3 separate regions of the Homo sapiens genome follow, and all the other regions are linked to region 1. A link is a contact called in ENCODE Hi-C or POLR2A ChIA-PET data. All regions are on one chromosome and are shown on one strand. The core of a region is the stretch at or near the end of the contact, and the rest is flanking DNA. Distances in the headings are between cores, read along the strand shown. Region 1 holds the start of ZMYND11 (zinc finger MYND-type containing 11). Region 2 overlaps DIP2C (disco interacting protein 2 homolog C). Region 3 overlaps DIP2C (disco interacting protein 2 homolog C).

Region 1 (4,123 bases), core at 150-2,649:
ACCGGGAACCGCGTAAGGGCTGTATATGACACTGGGTGCTGCATACACAGTGTGAAAGGATACTATGTACACACCATATATGACCCCAAGTACTGTGTGCACACAGTATATGACACCTGGTACTATACACACCGCATATATGACACCAGGTACTACATACACACTGTATGTGACAACAGGTAAGGTAAATATATTCAATACTATCCAGATACTACATACACTCGTATATAACATGGAGTACCACACGCACAGCTCATATGGCAGCAGGGTACCAGGCACCTACTGCACACAATACCGGGGGCTGAGTGCACAGCCTAAGCGAGGAAGATACATGTACACACCGTGTATGATAGCCGGTACGACACCGGGTACTTCGAGCACACTGCATATGACACAGAGTACACACCATATATAATCCCCGGTACTGCGTACCCACCGCATAGGACACCGCACTGCACAACGAGCACTGGTACACACGAATAAAACAGGTACGGCGGTCACTCTGCAAAAGACACCGGGCACGGCGCACACATCGCCAGCTCCTCCTCCTCCCGGCTCGGGAGAAAAGCGCGAGGAGAGACTGCAAGTGAAAGTCCGGGTCCCGGCGCCCCCCCTCGTCCCAGCCGCGTCCTCAGCAGCTTCTCCCCGGAGCTCTGGGTGGGAGGAGGGCGGCGGACCCCACAGGACTGTCCCGGAGGTCCGCGAGGACCTGTTGAGGCGGCGGCCTCGCTGCCGGGGTCGCTCACAGCCCCGGGGGACCGACGAATCTCCGCCCCGGGCCTCGGGGCCAGCCCTGCCCGCCGCTCCCGGGCTAGCACACGACGTGCCGCGCCGACAAACGCTTCCTCTCCGCCCGCCACACGCCCGGAGCCGCGTTCCCCGCCGGCCCGGACTGCGCACGGGCCCAGGAGGCCTGACCGAAAGCGGGGCACAGGGCCCGGCGGGCGGTGCTCACGCGACTCCGCGGCTTCCCGGCCCGAGCAGGCCCCGCGCGGTCCTCCGGGGCCTCATCCCGGGGCCTCTTCCGCGGCCGCCCAAGGCGAGTGGGCGCGGGCCGGCAGCCTCCGCAGGCCCCGCCGCCGCCCTCGCAGGCCCCGCCGGCCCGGCCCGCCCCGCCATCCACAAAGCTCCCCGGCAGCTCGGAGCTCTTCGCGAGCGGGCGAGCGACCGTCAGCACCCACTGGTGCCGCCGCCGCCCCAGAGGCCGCGGCCAGGCAGGCTCCACCGCGCGGGCCGCGCCATCTCCACGGACGCCCCCGCCCGCCCCGCCGCCCCGCCGCCGAGCTTTCCCCACCATTATGCTCCGGCTCCTCCACCGCCGCCGCCGCCGCGCCCGGCCCTCCCCTCCGGTGCCGCCTCCTTCCCGCCGCCCGGCGCCTCTCGGGCCTGAGCCGGCGACGGGCGCGGGGGGCGGGGGGGACGCTCAGGCCGCCTCCTCCTCCTCCCTGCCGGCCTCCTCCCTCCTCCCCGGCTCCCCCCCGCCCGGACCCCGCCGCCGGCTCCGCGCGAAGGGCTCCGGGCTCGAGGGGCGCCATGTTTGTAATACTCCACCTCAGAGAACGCCGCGGTCGCGCCTGAGCGAGGGAGGCTAGGCGGCCGGGTCGCCGCGTGCGGGGTGAGGGCCGGGAGGGCACCGCCGCCCGCACTTACTCGCGTCTTCCCCTGGCGCCGCGGGCCTGCGGGGCCGGAGCGGGCGGCGGGAAGTTGGGCGCCGCCGCCCGGGAAAGTTGGGTCCCCGCGAAGCCGCGGCAGCCGCTCACATGGCGATGCGCGCGGGGCGGCCGCTCGGCCCCACCGGCCCCTCGGCCCGCCCGCCCTCGGAGTTTATTGTGTCGGGTCGAGGCGCCCCGCGGCCGGGCCGCGCACTGGGGGCTCTAGCGGCTGGCGCCGGACTTGCGCGCGGCCGGCCCGGCTCGCGGCCGCCTCCCGCCCGGGGCCGGAGCCGTGCACGCGGCTCCTACCTTCCCCACGTCCTGTCTTCGGCGCCTCTATCCGAAATTTGTTGGAGCATATTCCTCTGTCTCCACACATGCACTCCGTATCCACACACACGTGAAGGCTACGTACGTGCAGGCGCGCTGGAGCCGGGAGCGGGCGCCGAGGCCGGGGCGCGAGGGGGCATTGTCAGGCGCCGCCGCAGCTCAGCCCCGGGTGGACCCGGTGCCTGCCCCTGGCTCGCGGGGTCCGGAACAGCGAAGTCTGAGAAGTACGAGTGCTTCTCTTAACAACATTGTTTAGGTAGTCTGAACAGCCCTTTACTCCTGTCATCAAAAAGAGCGGTAGGGATACGCTAAGTTCCCCGTTTCATCTCTGCGCAAACAGGACCGCGAAAAGAACAGGACCACCCATCAGCAGCCCTGCAAGAACACTGCAGATTTGCGCGAGAAGTAGGTTATCTTCTATGGAGAGGAATTCTAGACCTAATCAGAGACGATCCCTTAAGACTCTGGTTTAAGAAAGGTTCGGAGATAAGCATACTTTGATAGCGTTCACCTGTTTTCCCTGAGGACCTTTCGCCACTGGGAGTCGGGGAACACCTGTCAGTCAGAGTCCTCTGCTCTGAAATTCGGTGAGTACAGGACAGCAAGGTGTTTTCAGGGAGACCGCATTCTCATAACTTTTACTACAGTATAGTGTTATAATTGTTCTGGTTTATTATTAGTGTTGTTAATCTCTCATTGTGCCTGACTTCTAAATTAAACTTTATTATAGGCAGGTGTGTATAGGAGAAAACGTAGTGTAAGTAAGGTTCAGCACTACCCCGGGTTTCAGGTATCTATTGGCCGTCTTGGCACGTGTCCCCACCTGAAAAGTCATTAGGAAGAGACGGTTGTAGGAATTTGGGGATTCTGATAAAATATATCAATCTGCTTCTACAGCTGGTTTCTAAGACTGTTAGAATTTAGAAATGGGTGGTACTTGAATAGGTCTGTGATATACACTAGTCAAATAAACACAATCTTTCATGCTATTCACAGCCCTCAATCTGATACATCCCAGAGAGTTTTTGATTATCTCAAAGAACATCACAGAATAATTGTAATTCATTTTAAGAGTAAATATATATCGCTAAAAATTTAGTAGAGGGGTTAAAACGTGTCAGAAGAAAAGCAAGCCATGCCTGGTTTGAATGTTGGGCCAGGAATTCCAACAATGAAGAGCTTTCAGTGAGTCACCTTTTTAAACAGTCTGTTACTTCATCTGTAAAATAGAGGACTGCATGGTTCTGTGTATTTTAGAGAAGGCACTCGAGTAAGACAACATCGTATCAATAAAAGGAAGCTTACCTTTTAGGAAAGAAGTGGCAGCATAACTCCACATTTTTTTCCCAGTTATACTTTGTAGGGATCATTTAAAATTTTATACGCAGATACCATCTCTCATTCAACCTAATGTAAGTTAGATAACTTACCCTGATTTTCCTGTTGGTTTTGCCTAGAATTTAACCCTTGGCTCTATTTTCCAAGTAAGGTGGTATTTATCCACTAAGATGAATACGAATATCCCTCCCCACATAAAACGCAAAAGCCATGGATAATGTACAATAGAAGAAATAAAACTATTAATAAATACTGACAGCTATTCTAATTCACTAGTAATGACACATTCAAACAACGTAACATTGCTTTTCTTCAAAGGACAGAATTCTTTTCCAGTGATAATGCTACTGATGGTTAGCGAAATGAACGCTTATATACACTGCTGGCAGAAAATTGGGTTGATGTCAACTCTCTTGAAATGCATACCAAGAGGCCATTAAAACAGTTTGATTTATCTCATTTGCCCCTCAGCTGAATGAATGTGTGTGTGTGGGTCTGGGGACCAAAGGTTTGAGGTTTGGAGGAAGCCCAGAAGACCAGTAACTAATTGCTGTGCTAGTATCTTACATGACAAAGCTATACTGTTTATACAATTGAATACAGACAGATTTTTACTTCTTGATTCTCCTTTTTGCATTGGTGAGTTTCAAAGCGGGTGCCACTGAGCCCTGGGGCTTCTCAGAGCTGTCGGGGAGCTGTCTCTGCAGGACCAAGACGTGGGAATACTCCTCCCGCCCCCAATCAGACAGCACTGCTCTATTTTCTAGAATGAGTGTCCAGATCAGATTTCATTACCTGGCTAT
Region 2 (4,601 bases), core at 555-3,054, 320 kb before region 1:
GTTGGCTCTCAAGGGAGATGGGTCCATCCTGCCCCGTGCCCTGTGGTCAAGTCTATCCCTCTTCTCTCGCCTCACCTGTGGGATTTGGGCCACTGGCCAGTGGACATGCGGCCTTTTAAGCTGGATGTCATAAGAGACCTCCTCAGTAGCGGTGTGTGGTGTTTTCTCTGCAGGAGGGCACCAGCAGAGCCACCCGGCTGTGCTGAGGACCCAGGAGGAGCAGCGAGAGGAACCAGGGGGCCATCGTGGCTTGGTTGCTTCGCTTCCCTCTAGGTGTCACGTTGTGAAAGGTCTTTCGACAAAGCGCTGTCCATTTAATCGCTATTGTAGATGTTAGTGGCCGGATGCTCCTTTCTGGCTTGGATATTTTGAGTTGGACTGGGATTATTAAACACAGCAACAACTTAGCACATGGAGGTAGATTCTGACTCACTTTAGTCACTCATAATTACACTGCGTGCTTCAGAAGCTGCTCTTCACCCCTGGGCAGGTTGTCCTTTTTCCACGTGTTTGCCGTGTTTTGATGATGGGGTTAGTGCGCGCTCTAAGGGTCTGCACTGAGAAGACCCCTTAGCGCTATCCCGTTATCATTATTTGCCTTAACATTGTTCCATGTAGAGTCTGACGGAATCTTCAGGGTGCTGTTTATGGATGTTTTGAAGTGTCACTGTGCCACTGATTTCCGGTTAAAGCAGAATGTAGACATCTTTTTGCAATTGTTTTTAGTGACTCCACTGGTTTGTGTTGCTGTCTTCTGCTGTGCAGTCCACAGTCTGACATCTTTGTGGTCCCCATGCTTCCCTCCTGCTCGTGTTACCCGATCCTGTGGGTCAGCTGTGAGGAAACCACTCTCTGTCCTCGTCTGGAGTCGCCCCGAGCTGGGTGTGCTGGTCTCCTTGTGTCGCCCTGAGCTGGGTGTGCTGGTCTCCTTGTGGGCAGAAGTATTCTTCTGTTACTGTTTTCTCAGTTTTTTGACCAAATGTAGCAGACTTGTGTATGGTGCAAACATTTCTTAAAATGTCTTTTGCCTTTATGGAAAAAAACCCGCATTTCTTCAAGATGTACCTTTCCTGTGTCTCCATCCTTCCCCACATGATTGCTTTGTGTTAGAGGGTGGTGTGTGTGCTCTATGGCCTCATTCCATCAAGCACTATATGTAACCTCTGATGGCAAAAGTGGTTACACTCAAGGCAGAAAACTTCGCAAATGTTGAAGAGAATGAACAAAAAACAATACGTTGTCATCTTGTCATCCTGAAATGGCTACTGTTAATATTTTGATGTAGTTCTTTCAATTCTTTTTAAGTAAAATTGCTTCTAACACAAGCACTTTAATTACATTGATTAAATTATAGTCAGGAAATAAGGAGAAAGTAAAAAGAATATCCAGTTTGGGGCAAAAAGAAAGACCACATAGAAAGAGGCTGTAAAACTCCCTACAACTTGAAGAAAAGCTGGGTTGCGGTGGTTGTGGTTTTGTTTTTACTGCGAGAGACCACATGATTATTCTGGGCACTGAAGGGCGATAGGATAATACCCTGTGAGTGTTTTGGTGGCCGAGTAAATCCCAGTCCCACGTCCTCTTTCCAAGTAGACAAAGTGTTGAGGTTTGAGGTGGTGGTTTGGTAACTTTTTGAAAATCTGTTTGTAGGACTGCACTGCAGAGATTAGGTTAACCTGACTTAGAATCGAATGATCTGTTCAGGCTGTGGGAGCTTTCTATACCAGGTGTACGTACGCCTGTTCCGGATGTGGTGTAGAAGGAACAGGGCTGGGAGGGTTTGTTGCTTCACCAGTCACCGCCCACAGGCAGGGGCTGGGGAGCACAGCCCGGTGCTGCAGAGATGGGCTTTGAGACTCCCTCCCTGGCCCTGAGGAACTCACAGGCTGAATTTAGACGATGCCGTTATTGAGGCATAGACAGTATATTTTATACCCACACATATGGACATATACATACATGTACGCACATACAGACCTGTACATGTCTGTGTGTGTGTAAGTGACAGAACCAACCTGGCTTTTGTGCTATTTCCTTCGTCTTTTTAGTTGCCTCAGTTGAAACAAGATGTGTTCCTTGTTGGAGGTGAGTGGTTTCATTGTTCCAGACCAGTCATGGAAATGCCTGCAATTATCAGTGTTTCTGTTTTCTCTTGGGAAGCTCTTCTGGGAAGGAAGTGTACTTTCCAAGGCTGTTGGTTGGCCTGTCGTCACCCTGGGGGTCTTGGTGTGGGTCACAGACCCAGGTGCTGTGGCTGCTCATGCGTGGAGCTCTGTCTCTCTTGCTGCTGCTAGTAGACAGCTGATCACCAACAAAGTGTGTGTCCCAGTGGCCTTTCAGAAGAATTCTCTGCATCATTTTTATACAGTCTTTTTTATTTTCAATGTCAACATTGTGTGTTGCAGCCAAGTGATATGTTCTGCAGAAGCAGGAAGTGTGGCCCAAGAGAGAAATAAGGGAATTGATCCATAACTGATACCAGCTTTTATACAGTTGAGCCATTGTAATTGATACGTAAACATCTTAAATCTGTAGAAGTGAGTCAAGGTGCCAGATCCTGACAAGTGCCAAATGTCTACGTGGGACCTCTCTTGTGTCGGGTCCACATCACAAGAAGAAAAGTCATTCAAATGCAACACGGGACCATTGTAATTTATACATAAACATGTTAAATCTGTGGAAGTGAGCCACGGTGCCAGACCCTGACAAATGCCGAATGTCTACGTGGGACCTCTCTTGTGTCGGGTCCACATCACAAGGAGAAAAGTCATTCAAATGCAACATGGAGTGGACGTGAAGCTTTCAGAAACGTCCGTGAATCAGAGCGACTGTTTTCCCATTTGCTGGATTCCCCATTCGAGATGGTGAGATTCCTGTTCCAAGGCTCCCTCAATTTCCCAGCACCCATTTCACTCCTTCCTGGAGATAACAATCTCACAATGATATCTTGTTCTCAGATTTTCTTTTTTTTTTTTTTTTGTTGTTGTTGACTGAAACATCTTTATTTGGCACATGACTGTAGTTGTGTGTGTGTATGTGTTTTTATTAATAGTTTATTAATATTTTCTTCATGGAATTAGGTAACTGAATGTGTTTACTTCTTTTTTTTTTTTTTTTAATTATACTTTAAGTTTTAGGGTACATGTGCACATTGTGCAGGTTAGTTACATATGTATACATGTGCCATGCTGGTGCGCTGCACCCACCAACGTGTCATCTATCATTAGGTATATCTCCCACTGCTATCCCTCCCCCCTCCCCCGACCCCACCACAGTCCCCAGAGTGTGATATTCCCCTTCCTGTAGAAAAATCACATATTTCACAAGAATAGGCTGCCTTACTCACTCCTTAGCCTGGAGTAAGCCACATACCACTTTTCTCTTTAAGATACTCACTTTTCAGGACTCTTGATAAATTATTTAAGAGTAGGAAAGTACCGTGACTTTGGCCACAAGCAGTATTATGTATAATATGCAAGTGTGTGCCTTGATAGCCGCAGTCACTAAAAACAAATTTTCTCAGAAGAGAAAATTGTAAGCATTTCTTTACTTGATCGTTAATTTTGTTTGCCTAAATAACATCTTGCCTTTGTATGGGGAGGTGGAGAAGTCGACTTTTGTTACACAAGATGAGCTTGAAAGTCCCTTAAGTGGTAAAGGATGCCGCTGAGTATCGACGGGGGTGAGTGGGTCTTGCTGCCCCACTGTATGTGATCCTGAGTATTGACAGGGGTGAGTGGGTCCTGCTGCCCCAGTGTATATGATCCTGAGTATCAACAGGGATGAGTGGGTCCTGCTGCCGCACTGTGTGTGATCCTGAGTATCGACGGGAGTGAGCAGGTCCTGCTGCCCCACTGTGTGTGATCCTGAGTATAGATGAGGATGAGTGGGTCCTTCTGCCCCACTGTGTGTGATCCTGAGTATCGACGGGAGTGAGCAGGTCCTGCTGCCCCACTGTGTGTGATCCTGAGTATAGATGAGGATGAGTGGGTCCTTCTGCCCCACTGTGTGTGATCCTGAGTATCGACGGGAGTGAGCAGGTCCTGCTGCCCCACTGTGTGTGATCCTGAGTATAGATGAGGATGAGTGGGTCCTGCTGCCCCACTGTGTGTGATCCTGAGTATCGACAGGGGTGAGTGGGTCCTGCTGCCCCACTGTGTGTGATCATGAGTATTGATGGGAGTGAGCGGGTCCTGCTGCCCCACTGTGTGTGATCCTGAATATCGACAGGGGTGAGTGGGTCCTGCTTGCCCCACTGTGTGTGATCCTGAGTATCGACGGGAGTGAGTGGGTCCTGCTTGCCCCACTGTGTGTGATCCTGAGTATCAACGGGAGTGAGCGGGTCCTGCTGCCCCACTGTGTGTGATCCTGAGTATCAACGGGAGTGAGCGGGTCCTGCTGCCCCACTGTGTGTGATCCTGAGTATAGACGGGGATGAGTGGGTCCTGCTGCCCCACTGTGAGTGATCCTGATTATCGACAGGGGTGAGTGGGTCCTGCTGCCCCACTGCGTGTGATCCTGAGTATCGACGGGAGTGAGTGGGTCCTGCTGCCCCACTGTGTGTGATCCTGAATATCAATGGGGTGAGTGGGTCCTGCTGA
Region 3 (4,488 bases), core at 1,003-3,502, 330 kb before region 1:
GGGCTCTGAGGCGCCGCCATGCCCAGTCCCGTGGGTAGCTCTGGCTTTGCTGTGGGGATGGAGGGCATGATTTGTTAGAGTCTGCTGACTCCGCTGAGTACAGTCACACCTCACTCTGCTGTTTTTATTGAAATCCAGGGGTGGACCAAGCTTTGCCGCAAGAACGCCGGGCTCCTGTCACTCCTTCCTCCGCCTCTCGCTACCACCGCCGACGGTCTTCAGGGTCACGAGATGAGCGCTATCGGTCAGGTAAGCACGGGGTGGGGTGATACAATACGTCCATCTGCCACCTGTGCCAGGACGGTGCCTGTGCCCAGCCACTGGGCGAGGCAGAAGTGCAGTGGGCGTGGACCTGCAGCACGCGAGGGGCCTCCAGCTTTCTGCACGGACACACCCTCTCGGGAGACGCCAGTGTCCGGTAAATAGCTCTTCACGTGGTTTACAAGCCCATGTTGGCTACTATTCAGAATTGCATATTAATTAAAAAGATTATAATCTCGTGCCAAATTTTTCTTTTTTAGGTGTCACTGTTAAATAACTTTTTAATCGTGGTTGCTAGTATAGTTTTTTCTTTTTCTTACCATCAGTGATTTGTTTTCTAGGTCTACTTTTCTAAACAGAAATGAAAACCATACATTGTTATGTGTTTCCTGTCTTTCATCTGTGTTTTATGATGCCGTCTGCACAGGGTTGTCTGGAGACTGAGTTGCCAGTGCCACCTGGGCTTGGCCAGCTGAAATTTCATTAATTTAGCAACAGAAAACTTAGGCTGTCGGGCGTGGTGGTGGGCACCTGTAGTCCTAGCTACTCATCAGGCTGAGGCAGGAGAAATGCTTGAACCTGGGAGGCGGAGGTTGCAGTGAGCCGAGATCACGCCACTGCACTCCAGCCTGGGCAACAGAGCAAAACTCCATCTCAAAAACAACAACAACAAAAACTCAGGCTGTGATTAATGTTTGAATTATTCTGAGAGAGTTTTTCCAACATGTAGGTTAAAGTTGCTTCTTTAAAAGAAAATTACCTGTGAATTCTTTTGTAGTTCCCAGGGCACCGGTGAGGGTAGGGGCGATCGCTGGTGATGGACCCGATTCGTGAATCCCTTTGTTTTGCAAATGCCCTTCACTGGCATCCTCACATTGTTCTCACATGGAGCTTTCATGATAAGCAGGTGAAGTCGTGACTGTTGTCTTCTGTGTCAGAAGAAAAAAGTGAGGCTAAGGGATGACGGAACTCACCTGGTGTTCGAGGAAAGCCTGTGAGTCTCGGAACTCACCTGGTGGTCGAGGAAGCCTGTGAGTGTCAGTCGTGCTGTAATGAATCTCTCTGTCCATGCAGGCTCATGTGATTAGCTGCTTCTGCATCCTCAGTTGCCGTCTGCCTGGCCTCCTGGCTCTGCTCCTCTTTCTGGAGAGGAGATTTTATGGCCTCAGAGAGTGTCACCCATGCAAAAGAGGACACACCTGAGAGCCTGAATGAAAAGCTGGTGCCACCTCCTGGGCGCCCCTGCTGCCTTCTCCAAGGAGGCTGTGACCCAGGAAAATGTGTGCGGATGGAATGAAGGAGAATTTGTTCCCAAATCCACCCTCTGTTGTTTCACACCTGTCTTAAGCCCCGACACATATTGAGACCTTCTCTTACTCATGTGGGTGTCTCGGAGGCCCCTGTCGAGTTCAGGAGTGTGGAGGCACCTGCGTACTGTCAGCCTGTGACCAACGCTTCCCTCACTGTGTGTCAGTGCTGCCATGCAGACACCCTGTCTGTGAACACACAACACACCCAGACATGCACGCAGGCTGAGTTCACATGGCTTCAGTTCTCACAGAGGCCAGTGGGGGTCTATCTTCCATTTTATAGATGAGGAAACTGAAGTTCAGGGAGGCTGTCCAATGGCTGACGATCACACGGGGTCGCTCCTCGCAGGAGGATGCAAGCCCATCTTTGGCCGGCCATCTTACCACACAGGAGATCCGCGTCAGTCGCCACTGCGTGTTTCCTACATTCTCTCTCTCTCCACGATGCTGCAGGGGTGTTGATAAACCCTGTGTTTACCTTCGGATCATGCCATCTTCACAATCCCAGCTACTCCACGAGATAAGCATGGCGGGTTGTGGTTGTCTCACGGTCTTCTCTCTTGATAAAAGCCTGAGAGAGGTGGGTGTAGTAGGAGATGGTTATCTCTTGGCTTGGGGTGCGTTTTCTGTTCATCCGTGCACCTTACCTCACCTCTTCAAAGGCAGGAAGGTGTGGAAGAGAGAGGCACATGGCAGAGGGGGTGGCTGAGAGTGGCAGGATGGGTGGAGGAGACCGACACTTCAGCTCAGAGTCTGCAGGCTCTGCTCTGGAGGGGAAGCTAGACCCAACGTGAGAAGCACGGTTCATTTCTCCTGTTTTTGTAAAATTGTGAAATATGGCGCCTCTTCACACACAATCTCTCCCGTTCCCCATCCTGACTCATGTCTCCATCGCCATTATAACCACATGATACTCTGTCTATCTGCATGTCTGTGTATTCGTTATTTACCTACCTGTCAATCATCCATCCATTTATCAACCTCTCTGCATCTGTCTACATATTCGCCAATCATCTACTTACCTATCAAGCATCCATTTACGTCCACCATCCGTCCATCTATCAAACATTTCATCCATTTACCCCACTACTCAGCCATTCTTCCACCATCCACCTCCCCACCTCTCACTTTCTTCCATAAGAATACGAGGTCCACACAGGCCAGGATCTCTGTTCTGTTCATTCGTGTAGGCCAAGCACCTGAAATACTGCCTGGCTTCTATATTTTGAAGGAAGATGAGGGAGTGTGACACATTTGGGGAACGGCAAGAAGTTAGGTAGGAGCGGCTGGGTTATAGCATCTTGTGCATCACGCTCGGGAATTTGGACTTGATCCTGAAGATGATGGGATCCACTAGAATATTTTAGGTGAAGGGACAGTGGGGGCCAGTCAGGGTTTGAAGATCACTTTAGCAGCAGCATGGAGCATGGGCTGAAAGTGGGGGAGTCCAAACAACCCTGAATGCCTGAAACTGATGTGTACTTAAGAGATATCTGTCAGGGCTGGGTGCTGTGGCTCATGCCTGTAGTCCCAGCACTTTGGGAGGCCGAGGCGGGCAGATCACTTGAGTTCAGGAGTTCAAGACCAGTGTGGCCAACATGGCGAAACCCCATCTCTATGAAAAATACAAAAATTAGCCAGGCATGGTGGTGCATGCCTGTAATCCCAGCTATTCCAGAGGCTGAGGTGGGAGAATCTCTTGAACCCGGGAGGTGGAGGTTGCCGTGACCTGAGATCATACCACTGCACTCCAGCCTCGGCGACAGAGTGAGACTGTGTCTCAAAAAAAAAAAAAAAAAAATCAGTACCAGTGAGATTTGAGAAATGCTCAAAAGATAATAGCAATAGGACCTGAAGGTTGGGTTAATATGGAGGAACATGAGAGGAAATCAGGGTGACCTTGATGTCCTAGTTATGCACCTGCACAGAGGATAGTCTCCGATTCTGCACCCAGAGTGACTCCGAGATGTCCAGCTTATGCACCTGCACAGATAATGGTCTCCAATTCTGCTCCCAGGGTGAATCCGAGATGTCCTAGTTATGCACCTGCACAGATGATGGTCTCCAATTCTGCACCCAGGGTGACACCAAGGTGTCAGCTCATGCACCTGCACAGATGATGGTCTCCAATTCCACAGCTCCTTCTCTTTAGGGAATCAAGCTTACTGTGTATAGGTTACAGGTGGTAGAATTTGCCTTACTGTGTAGAAGATACTATGAACGATTAGGAAGACAGTCCTTGAAGTGTCATTTATTTGAGATATAATGGAAAGCACTATTACTCCATGGATGCCGTTGTAGTTTTTAAAAGTTGGGTACTCATCTTTTTTTGTTTGTTTTTGAGATGGAGTTTCACTCTTGTTGCCCAGGCTGGAGTGCAATGGTGTGATCTCTGTGGTGTGACACAGGTCACGCCACAAACTCTGCCTCGTGGGTTCAAGCGATTCTCCTGCCTCGGCCTCTCAAGTAGCTGGGATTACAGGCATGCGCCACCATGCCTTGCTAATTTTGTATTTTTAGTAGAAACAGGGTTTCTCCATGTTGGTCAGGCTGGTCTAGAACTCCCGACCTCAAGTGATCCACCTGCCTTGGCCTCCCAACGTGCTGGGATTACAGGTGTGAGCCACTGCACCTGGTCTCATCTTTGTTTTAATCAATAATGACTGATTGGCATATGGAGCGCACCCCATGACCTTTGCATTGCCTGTGAAGTCTCAGGTGGGGTTCTCATTTTCTGTAGCCAACACAGAGCAACTCCCCTTTATGTGTCATGGCAGCCACCCTTCAGGAAAGCAGGAGGGGCATGGGGTCATTACTGGGTTTCCTTATTCTTTGCTGTTTCTTGCTGTTACAGGAATCTAGTTGTGAGTTCTCTAAATTTAGATATACTATAATTTACTTAGAGTATATGCTCACG

Evidence for each region. Hi-C counts contacts between places; a loop is a spot of excess contacts on that map. ChIA-PET counts read pairs that join two places held with the same protein, here RNA polymerase II (POLR2A). Pooled maps may share reads with other maps.
Region 2: a loop to region 1 is called in a pooled map, with 6 times the contacts of the local background. The contact joins the enhancer-like site here to the promoter of ZMYND11 in region 1. A Hi-C loop is called at or near these places in 2 of 37 single-sample maps with no recorded cell type and 9 of 50 pooled maps. POLR2A ChIA-PET finds 5 or more read pairs at or near these places in 1 of 52 experiments (H1).
Region 3: a map of CD4-positive, alpha-beta memory T cell shows a loop between it and region 1 (21-fold over the local background). The contact joins the enhancer-like site here to the promoter of ZMYND11 in region 1. A Hi-C loop is called at or near these places in 2 of 168 maps with a recorded cell type or tissue (CD4-positive, alpha-beta memory T cell and naive thymus-derived CD4-positive, alpha-beta T cell) and 5 of 50 pooled maps. POLR2A ChIA-PET finds 5 or more read pairs at or near these places in 1 of 52 experiments (Panc1).

The regions. Positions count from the first base shown.
Region 1 is chr10:132,731-136,853 of GRCh38, reverse strand. ZMYND11 (zinc finger MYND-type containing 11) reads right to left here and starts at 1,399. Exons shown (of 15, transcript NM_001370100.5): 1 at 1,295-1,399. RefSeq lists silencers at 1,972-2,150, 598-2,157.
Region 2 is chr10:448,299-452,899 of GRCh38, reverse strand. All of the region lies in intron 3 of DIP2C (disco interacting protein 2 homolog C), which reads left to right. Among named protein-coding and RNA genes, the nearest start is that of DIP2C-AS2, 180 kb to the left of the region's middle. Within about 2 kb of position 1,804, at least 3 of the 41 ENCODE cell types and tissues checked have a DNase peak (open chromatin) inside an H3K27ac peak, as active enhancers do.
Region 3 is chr10:468,200-472,687 of GRCh38, reverse strand. It overlaps DIP2C (disco interacting protein 2 homolog C), which reads left to right. Exons shown (of 37, transcript NM_014974.3): 3 at 139-249. Among named protein-coding and RNA genes, the nearest start is that of DIP2C-AS2, 160 kb to the left of the region's middle. RefSeq lists an enhancer at 1,765-2,280. Within about 2 kb of position 2,252, at least 3 of the 41 ENCODE cell types and tissues checked have a DNase peak (open chromatin) inside an H3K27ac peak, as active enhancers do.